Regions from separate parts of the Mus musculus genome. Here region 1 is linked to region 2. Evidence: chromatin contacts called from ENCODE Hi-C or POLR2A ChIA-PET data. All regions are on one chromosome and are shown on one strand. Each heading gives the region's core, a stretch centred on a gene start or an enhancer-like site at or near the end of the contact. The rest is flanking DNA. Distances are from core to core; before and after follow the strand shown. Region 1 holds the start of Rab33b (RAB33B, member RAS oncogene family). Region 2 holds the start of 4930577N17Rik (RIKEN cDNA 4930577N17 gene).

Region 1 (4,014 bases), core at 1,252-3,751, 210 kb after region 2:
AGTTTTCTTTTTTTTTTTTAACATATACATATTTATTTTTTATTTGGCATTATAAGGACATAATAGGTATACTGCTTGTTTGAGAGAGAATCTTTATGTAGTCCTGGCTGTCCTGGACCTCAGTATATAAACCAGGCTGGCCTTGAACTCACAGCAGTCACCCTGCCTCTGCTCCTGCTACATTCAGCAGGTTGACTTTGAACTTGAGATCCTCCTGCCTTATCCTTCTGCGGACCCGGGATCATGGCTATGTGCCACCTTTCCTGGCTGACAAACTATCAGCTTAGGCAGGAACTAAGAGTTGGGAGAAAGAATTCTGGGAGAGAAGGAGGTGGGAAGATTTGCCAGAAAGATACGACGGGATGAACTCATGGTACCTGAGCACAGGTAACCAGCCACATGGCAGAATGTAGGCTAGAATAAACGGGATATTTTAATTTATATCTAATCAGAGAAGAACCTAGCTATATGGCCAAGATATTTGCAGATATATTTTGAGTCTGAGTCTTATTTCTGGAAGGAGTAACCAGGGCCCAACCACAATGTCCCACAGTGCAACACCAAAATGTTTATAAACAGTACAGTTCCTTGTATCACTTCTTCATGCCTCGGGTCTCCCATGGAGGCAGAAAAAGCCCAAGGGCCAGGTGTTTCCTGAGAGCACACAGAGTTGCTTTACAGAAGTGCTATGCACTGACGAGATTTAGAGAGTCTATTCAAGCATCCATGTCCACTCATTTCCACTCAAGTGAAAGAATGTTCATTGTGTTAAATATAAGCATTTTTCCTTAGTGGGAGAGAAAGAAGGCCTCTGTCTTAGTTATTCTTCTATTGCTATAGCGAAACACCATGACCAAGACAACTTAGAAAATAAAGCATTTAATTGGGGGCTTGCTTACATTTTCAGAGGGTTAGTCCATGATCATCATGGCAGCAGCCAGGCTGAACTTGAATCATGATTATCCTCCTGCCTCAGCATGTACTATTATATCATGCAGTTCTACATTTTCAATGGAACTTCAATAGGACCCAAGTCTCAAAATGAAATGTTTAAAATGCCCAGGATGTAAGCCCAATTACTAAGCATTCAAAGAATGCGGGAAATCTCAGTCCTCCTAGGAAAAATGCTGCCAACACTGCACACAGATGGTGAAATTATCTCATGAACTATTAACCATTTAATGGAGGTTAATTCTCATTTGTCTCATGTCTGTAAATTCAGGCAAAGTGATCAACAGCTTTCTTCCTGGGCTCTTTTCTAGGGATATTTGTATAGCAATCGTTTTTTGCGTGATAAAAAATATTTTTTTCTTCTTGTTCTAGGGGGAGTCTTGTTTGGTCTCCAGGATGAGAAAAGGCACCATCACTCTTCTGGATGAAGCTGGACAGATTCAGAGACCATTTATGAAATACCCGTTTCCTGCAGAGCATTTCCTGTAATGCTACCACTTACATCGGACAGACATCACCTTGGCCTCATGGCATCACTTGGGGAATGGGGTATACTCTGCCTCTCTGAGAAGGTGCCTTTTCTTTCTCACCTAGGAGTTTCATTGACAGTTCATCAACTGGCACTGGAACTTGTTGACTTACAAAGTTAACATGTCAGATCCTTCAGAGTTGACTCCAAAACGTCTCCATGTAACCACTAACATACTGTTCCAGCCTTCTCAGTACTGGGATTATAGGCATGTGGTATTACATTCAGCTTAAGTGGTACTTATTTTTAATTTTAAACCAATGGTAACATTCAGCCAGGCATAGTCTCACACCTGTAACCCTAGTATTCAGGAGACTAAGACAGGATTCCCACAAAAATCAGAGCCAGCCTGGATACACAGTGAGGTTCTAGGCCAGCTTTAGCTACAATATGAAAATCCTGGGGGGGGGGGGCTGGATAGGAAAGAAGGGAATAAGGAGATGGTTCTAAATTTGGATCCCCAGAACCCAAGGCAATGCTGAGCAGGCATGGAAGACCTCCTGTAATTCCTACCTTGGAAGATGGAGACAGAATCCCCAGAGCAAGTTAGCTACCAAGACTAGCTCTATGGAATGAGCTCTGGGTTTGACTGAGAGATCCTGCCTCAAGGAGACCTGGCTGTCCTGGAACTCTATGGAGTTGAAGAGAATCACAGAGATTTAAGACTTGTGTTGCTCAAACCAGCCGAAAACAATTTGTCTCTTTTACAAAACAAACTGAGCGGGTCGTGGTAGTGTACACTTTTCATTGCAGCACCGGGAAGGCAGAGGTAGAGGAGAGTCTCTACGGCCAAGATCAGGTTCAGGAGCTGAGTAGCCTCTCACCCTCCTGCCCACGCCGTTCCGCCCCGCTCCACGGAGGCCCGGAGGAAGCGGTGAGCACAGGGGATGCTCAGAGCCCAACTCCAAGCCCCAACCCCGGCTGCGACCAGGCGGCCACGACGCCACTGCGCCGCCGCCTCTCGCGAGACCACAGCCGGGCCGCGCCTCCTTCCTCTCCGCTGTCTCTCTCTCTCTCCCCGCCCCCGGGGGCTGCGCAGCTTCCTCCAGAGCTCGGGAACCTCGGACGTGGCGAGGCGGTCAGAAGGCTGGAGCGCGGCACATAGAGGTCCCTCGGGCGGACCTTCTGAGCCGCAGTCCAGCCAGGGAGCGCCGACGCATCTTTCCAGGTACACCGCACCGACTGGCGGAGGCCTACTGCGCGTGCGCCGGGGCCTTAGCGGGGCGCCACACCTGGGTGGGCAGGGGCTGCTCGCGCACGCGCGCCGCGGTGCCCGCGGGCTGTGGGGAGTTGGGCGTCGTTTGTCACTGCTAGGGAGCGCTGTCGCTGGCGTGGCGTCATTCCCGCGGCTTCTGTGCTCCGGCTCAGCTCGGGGCGGGGCGGGAGGATGACTTCGGAGATGGAGTCGTCGCTGGAGGTCAGCTTCTCGTCCAGCTGTGCGGTGTCAGGGGCGTCTGGGTGTTTGCCTCCCGCCCGCTCCCGCATCTTCAAGATCATAGTGATCGGCGACTCGAACGTGGGCAAGACGTGCCTGACTTACCGCTTCTGCGCCGGCCGCTTCCCCGACCGCACCGAGGCCACGATCGGGGTGGACTTCCGAGAGCGAGCCGTGGATATTGATGGAGAGCGCATCAAGGTGAGCCGGTGGGGCGGGGACGCTGTCTCAGCGGAGTGCCGCTCCTTCTTGGCAGGTGTCGGGACCTCACCCTGGGTCTGGGCAGGAGTGTGCGGTGCGCCCCATGGCGTGGGAAAGTGTGTTTGTATCTATCAAACTTCTGAGGCATTGTTCCTCCACCTCTAATGTACATCAGGTTTACCTGGGACTTCTTGTTTTTCAAAAAAGCACGTTCTGATTTGATAAGCTCCCCTATAACGCACATGCAATGAGTCTGTGGACCGACCACACTTTGAGTGACAGAGGTGTAGGGGGCGGTCACCCCCCCACTCCCACCCCCATTGCTTGAGTGAGAGTTTTGGGCTGGGAATCTGGGTGGTGGTGGTGGTGGGGTATAACCGGAAGAAACTCAGAAATTTTTCAAGCATAGAAAATTCCGTTATAAGTCGGGCCTGGGGGAACACTTCTTAAATCTCAGCACTCTCACAGAGACCAGGATCTCTGTGTTTGAGATCAGCGTGGTCTAATTAGTTCCAGGATAGACAGGGCTCTCCTGGATAGACAGAATACACAGAGAAACCCTGTCTCAACCAAACAAACCTCAAACACCCCAATTTAACAACAACAACAACAACAACAACAACAAAACCTCCGTTATATCTAGGAATTCTTTTGAGCATTGCACAGATGCTAAGTATTGTGGGAGTAAAACCTGTTGCCTTTGAGGCGTTTTCTGTATGATAACCAATTTATCTAGGGGGAAAAAAATCTGTTTTCTCATTGAGGCATTTATATGTGATGGTTCTTAGGTGGTTTGCCAACATCATATCTCTTGTTGCAAAAACAGACCCTCTCCCAGGTAGCTACTGAGACTTTGTAATCATAGTAGGAAGTCTAAGGCAGCCAGGTTGGGATTCTG
Region 2 (4,048 bases), core at 399-2,898:
AGTTCTAATAGCTCAGGCAGAGAAAAGAAACCTATCACTTGTGAAGTTAAGTCCTCTTACTCTACAGTGTTTCTCAAGGTTCTCACTGCAGAAACTGTGCAATGGTTCTCTCATAAGTATTCACATGAATTGGAAATAACATCTTTAGGCTTATTAAGCTTCTGTCTAAGTATTTATGAGCACCATATGTGTGTCCATGGTGTTTAGAAGAGGGGTTGTATCCCCTGGAACTGGAGTTACAGGTGGTTGTGAATGTGGGTGCTGAGAACTGAACCCAAGACCTCTGCAAGAGCAACTCTGCAAGAGCAACAAGTGGTCTTAACCGAGGAGCATCTCTCCTGCCCCAAACAGTATCTCTTTAACTATACACACTCGACACTCAAAACACCACTAACCCAACATAAAACTGTACACTAATTCATACTGATCAATGGACTGACTTTAACAAGGACCCAAGTTCCATTATGTTCCTCTCCTTCAGTAAAAGTTCCTATTCAAAAAGGCATTTAAACGCTGCTCAATAAATTGTGATTTCCCTACTTTTGAAATGTGTAAAATATGCCTCAGCCAAAACACACTATTCAGCGTTATTGTTATATAGCACATGCAGTTCTATCAGTCCAGATTTTATTTATATTTAAAGTTCCGTTAAATTTAGAGATAAACATAATTTTTCCTCCAAACCGAACTGCTTTGTCCACCAAACTACCAATTTCAAGATCCCTAAAAACAATAGGTGCAAAAAGACTGTTCTGATCTTTTACAGCACTACCGTTTGGTTACAATTTCTCATCTTCCAATCCGACATCGATGGAGATGTGAAACAGAACCAGAGGAGGGACCGCATGCGCTTATAATTTCGGTAAGCAACAGTGTTCGAGCAGTGCCACATCGACCCGAGGCCCTCGCTGCGCTGTCTGCTAGCAAGTAAAGCTGCTTTTTCTATGTAACTTAAGTCCGTGCCCTTCCGCTGCAGCAGTGGCGCAGCACATCCCCCACCCCCGCGGCCACTTCCGTGTTTACACTCCTCTTCCCTCCAATTCCATGCGTACATTGTCAGCTTCACTCCCGCCCAATCTTCATTGGCCCGGCTCGGGCCCGTGGTCCCGCCCCCAGAAATCAACGTTCTTATTTGGAACAGCTCAGGGCGCAGATTGGAACCTCGGGCCTGTCAATCGCGCGCGTTCTGTCCTCTCCCAGGCGCTTCCGCTATGGTGGGAGGTTTGGGGGAGGGGAAAGGGGGCAATGCCGAGCCGAGACTTCCCCGGGGCCAGGACGCCCTCCCGCCCGCCCCGCTCCCCGCTTTCATCTTACTGTGGACCAAAATAAACGTCCCCCTCCGCTGTCCCGCAGCCCCGGGCCGGCTGCGCGGAATACACCCGGTGTCCTTCCCGTCCACCCTCAGTCACCCGCCCCACGAGGGAAGGAAGGGCAGCAGCCCGGTTCCCCCACGGCCGCCGTTAGCCGCGGCGGGGAGGTGCCGGGTCGGCGGCGTCCCACTCGGCACCGGGAAGTGGCCTCGGGACCGTTACTCGGGCGCCGCTCCGGGAGGGACGAGGCGGGAGGCCGGGCGGGCGCGTTTTGGCGGGTAGCGCCCGGGGGGGCCGCGGCGTCCATGCGGAAGTGGCGGCTATAGGAAGTGAGAGGCGAGGGCGGCGGGCGGCCAGCGCCCCCGGCCGCGGGCAGGGGCGGCCCTCTCGGCCGGACAGCGTGGCAGGCGGCGGGGACAACAGCTCCGCTCACTTCCTGGTTCCCCGGCAACTGGGGCGAAGCGCGCAACTCGCCCGCGCCGACTCCCCAACTTAGCCGCGGCTCCGCGCCCGGCCCCTGCCGCTGCCGCTGCTGCGCCGCCGCCGCCGCCGCTCTCCCCGGAGCGACAGCCCGGATCCGAGGCAGGTTACTCTCCAAGGTGATCACTTCCTGATTTGTCGCCTCCATTACTTCATTCACTCCCCCCTCTCCGCGGCCGCCCGGCTGCCGGAGACGGACACCGGACCCGGGGCGCTGACCGCCCCGGGGGACGCTCCCCGCCCGCCGGGCGCCCCCTCGCCCGCTGCACCGATGCACGGGAGAAAAGTTCCCCTGTGCTTACCGGCCCGGATGAGCAGATCCAGCTGGTTCGTGGGTCCCTCATGCAGAGACGTCGCCATGTTTATCCCGGGGCTGGAACTGCTGCTTCACATTGACTTACACCCTGAGCGGCGGCGACAGGGGAGAAGGCGGAACCCGCGGCCGGAGACACACGCCGTGCGGGCGGCACACACTCACGCACTCGCACACACTCCGACGCCCGGATCCTTGCGCGTCCTCCGACAGGAAGCGGCGGCCGGCCCGCCTCCCGCCGCCGGGCTCAGCAGCCCCACCACCTAACGGCAGGGGCGGCGGCGGCCCCGGCTGGCAACGCGATCCTTCCGCCCCGCGCCCAGACAGGAAGTCAGTCCCGGGCGCCGGCAGCCGGCGGCCGCACGGACACCTGAGGCTGGGGAGCCGCAGGCCGCCCTCGGGGACGCGGGCCTCGCCTCGGCAGGAAGAGGCGCGCTTCACGTTCTGCGGAAGCGAAGTCTGCAAATGTCCCCTCTGGAAAAGAGCCATGAATCAAATTTTTCTTCCTAGAAAAGACCTCATACCTAGTCCCGCAGCTGTACACGGAGGTGGCTTTTTAACTTGGGTTGGCCTTCCCGGCGCTTATGCAACATACAATCAGTTCAGTCGAAAGAACTGCACTTTAAAAAACTTGTACCTAGAAAATATTCTAGAAGCATCACTAAGGAAGTCAGGAGTCTCCAACTACTTCAAAAACTGACTTGGTCCTGTCTTCTCGACAGAAGTCAGAGTACACTAGACAGGTAATTAGTAAACAGAAAAGAGCCGCCCGGCAGCCTCGGGGAGACTGGAGTCGCTGGGTTTGCTGGTCATGAAATTCGTGTGCCCTCTCTTGTATTTGCTTGACTTGGACAAATGAACGTATTCGTTCATAGCTTAAAGATATCTTCAGACAGCTTTTAAAAAACTCGTTTACCTTGAAACTGGCCTTACAAATACACACTGTAACAGGAAAGGAAAATAATGGCCAATTAGTGGCTATAAATTAGTGGAAATACAGGGAATAAGACCTAATTAAATGCCTTGCCTGTTTCAGAATTTCTTAACATAAAAACTGAAATAAAATGTCATTCCGAAGTTATTTGACACACGTTTTATGTAAAATGCACCTCCAATACATTTTATTCTTCGTTCAATAAAAGTTGCTGAATAAAAAGTAATCATCTGTAATGGTAGGGTTACAGATTTTATCTCAATTAACTGCATATAAATAAAGTTTGACAGTAATATAACGCGATATGGTTTTATAAGTTTACCCAGCACCATTAGATGGGTTTACCTAAGACTGCCAAGCATAGGTCAAAAGGAGTCAGCTAACTGATAGCTTTTATTTTTTTCTACTATCATTTTGAAATAAGAATCTCCCATTGACAGGCAGCATCTTTTAACAGTTTCTGTATCAAGAAAGATAAGGAATGCCAAAGGGTAATTGGATGGCTGTAGGCAGATCAATGAAACCGATAACAAATCAGAATTTCTGCTCCAGTAGCACATTTTCCATGTATTCTATTTAGTAAGGAAATGGAAACCGAAGGGGTGTGTGTGGTGTGTAGGTGGTGTGTAGGTGACAAGTCAATGGCTTAAGGACAATAAAACAGATTTCTCAATATAGGACCAGCTTGAAGTCTGACAACTTAGCTGACTGCATTTTAGGTATCTCGGAGGCAACGTGTATGTGTATAAGCTTGCGTGTGTGTGTGTGTGTGTGTGTGTGTGCTTTGCTGAATGTACACCCTGATTATCTGCATCATTGTCTGACTTACATTTAAGCACCTAGAGAATAGAAGCTACATATATCCTTGCATAATAATTTATATACATAACATATGTACAGAGAAAATAATGCAAAAACACTGGAAAACACAATATCTCTGTACATTTAGAACATATGAAAGCACAATGCCTCTAATCTTAAGGCAAGTCTACCCTGCCTTAAAAACAGGCT

What was found. A loop is a pair of places that touch in the nucleus more often than their neighbours do. ChIA-PET counts read pairs that join two places held with the same protein, here RNA polymerase II (POLR2A).
Region 1: a map of heart shows a loop between it and region 2 (2.8-fold over the local background). The contact joins the promoter of Rab33b here to the promoter of 4930577N17Rik in region 2. A Hi-C loop is called at or near these places in 1 of 37 maps with a recorded cell type or tissue (heart). POLR2A ChIA-PET finds 5 or more read pairs at or near these places in 1 of 5 experiments (Patski).

What each region holds. Positions count from the first base shown.
Region 1 is chr3:51,481,465-51,485,478 of GRCm38, forward strand. It overlaps Rab33b (RAB33B, member RAS oncogene family), which reads left to right and starts at 2,502. Exons shown (of 2, transcript NM_016858.2): 1 at 2,502-3,116. The coding sequence starts at 2,868.
Region 2 is chr3:51,275,113-51,279,160 of GRCm38, forward strand. It overlaps 4930577N17Rik (RIKEN cDNA 4930577N17 gene), which reads left to right and starts at 1,649. Exons shown (of 1, transcript NR_073429.1): 1 at 1,649-3,295. All of the region lies in intron 4 of Elf2 (E74-like factor 2), which reads right to left.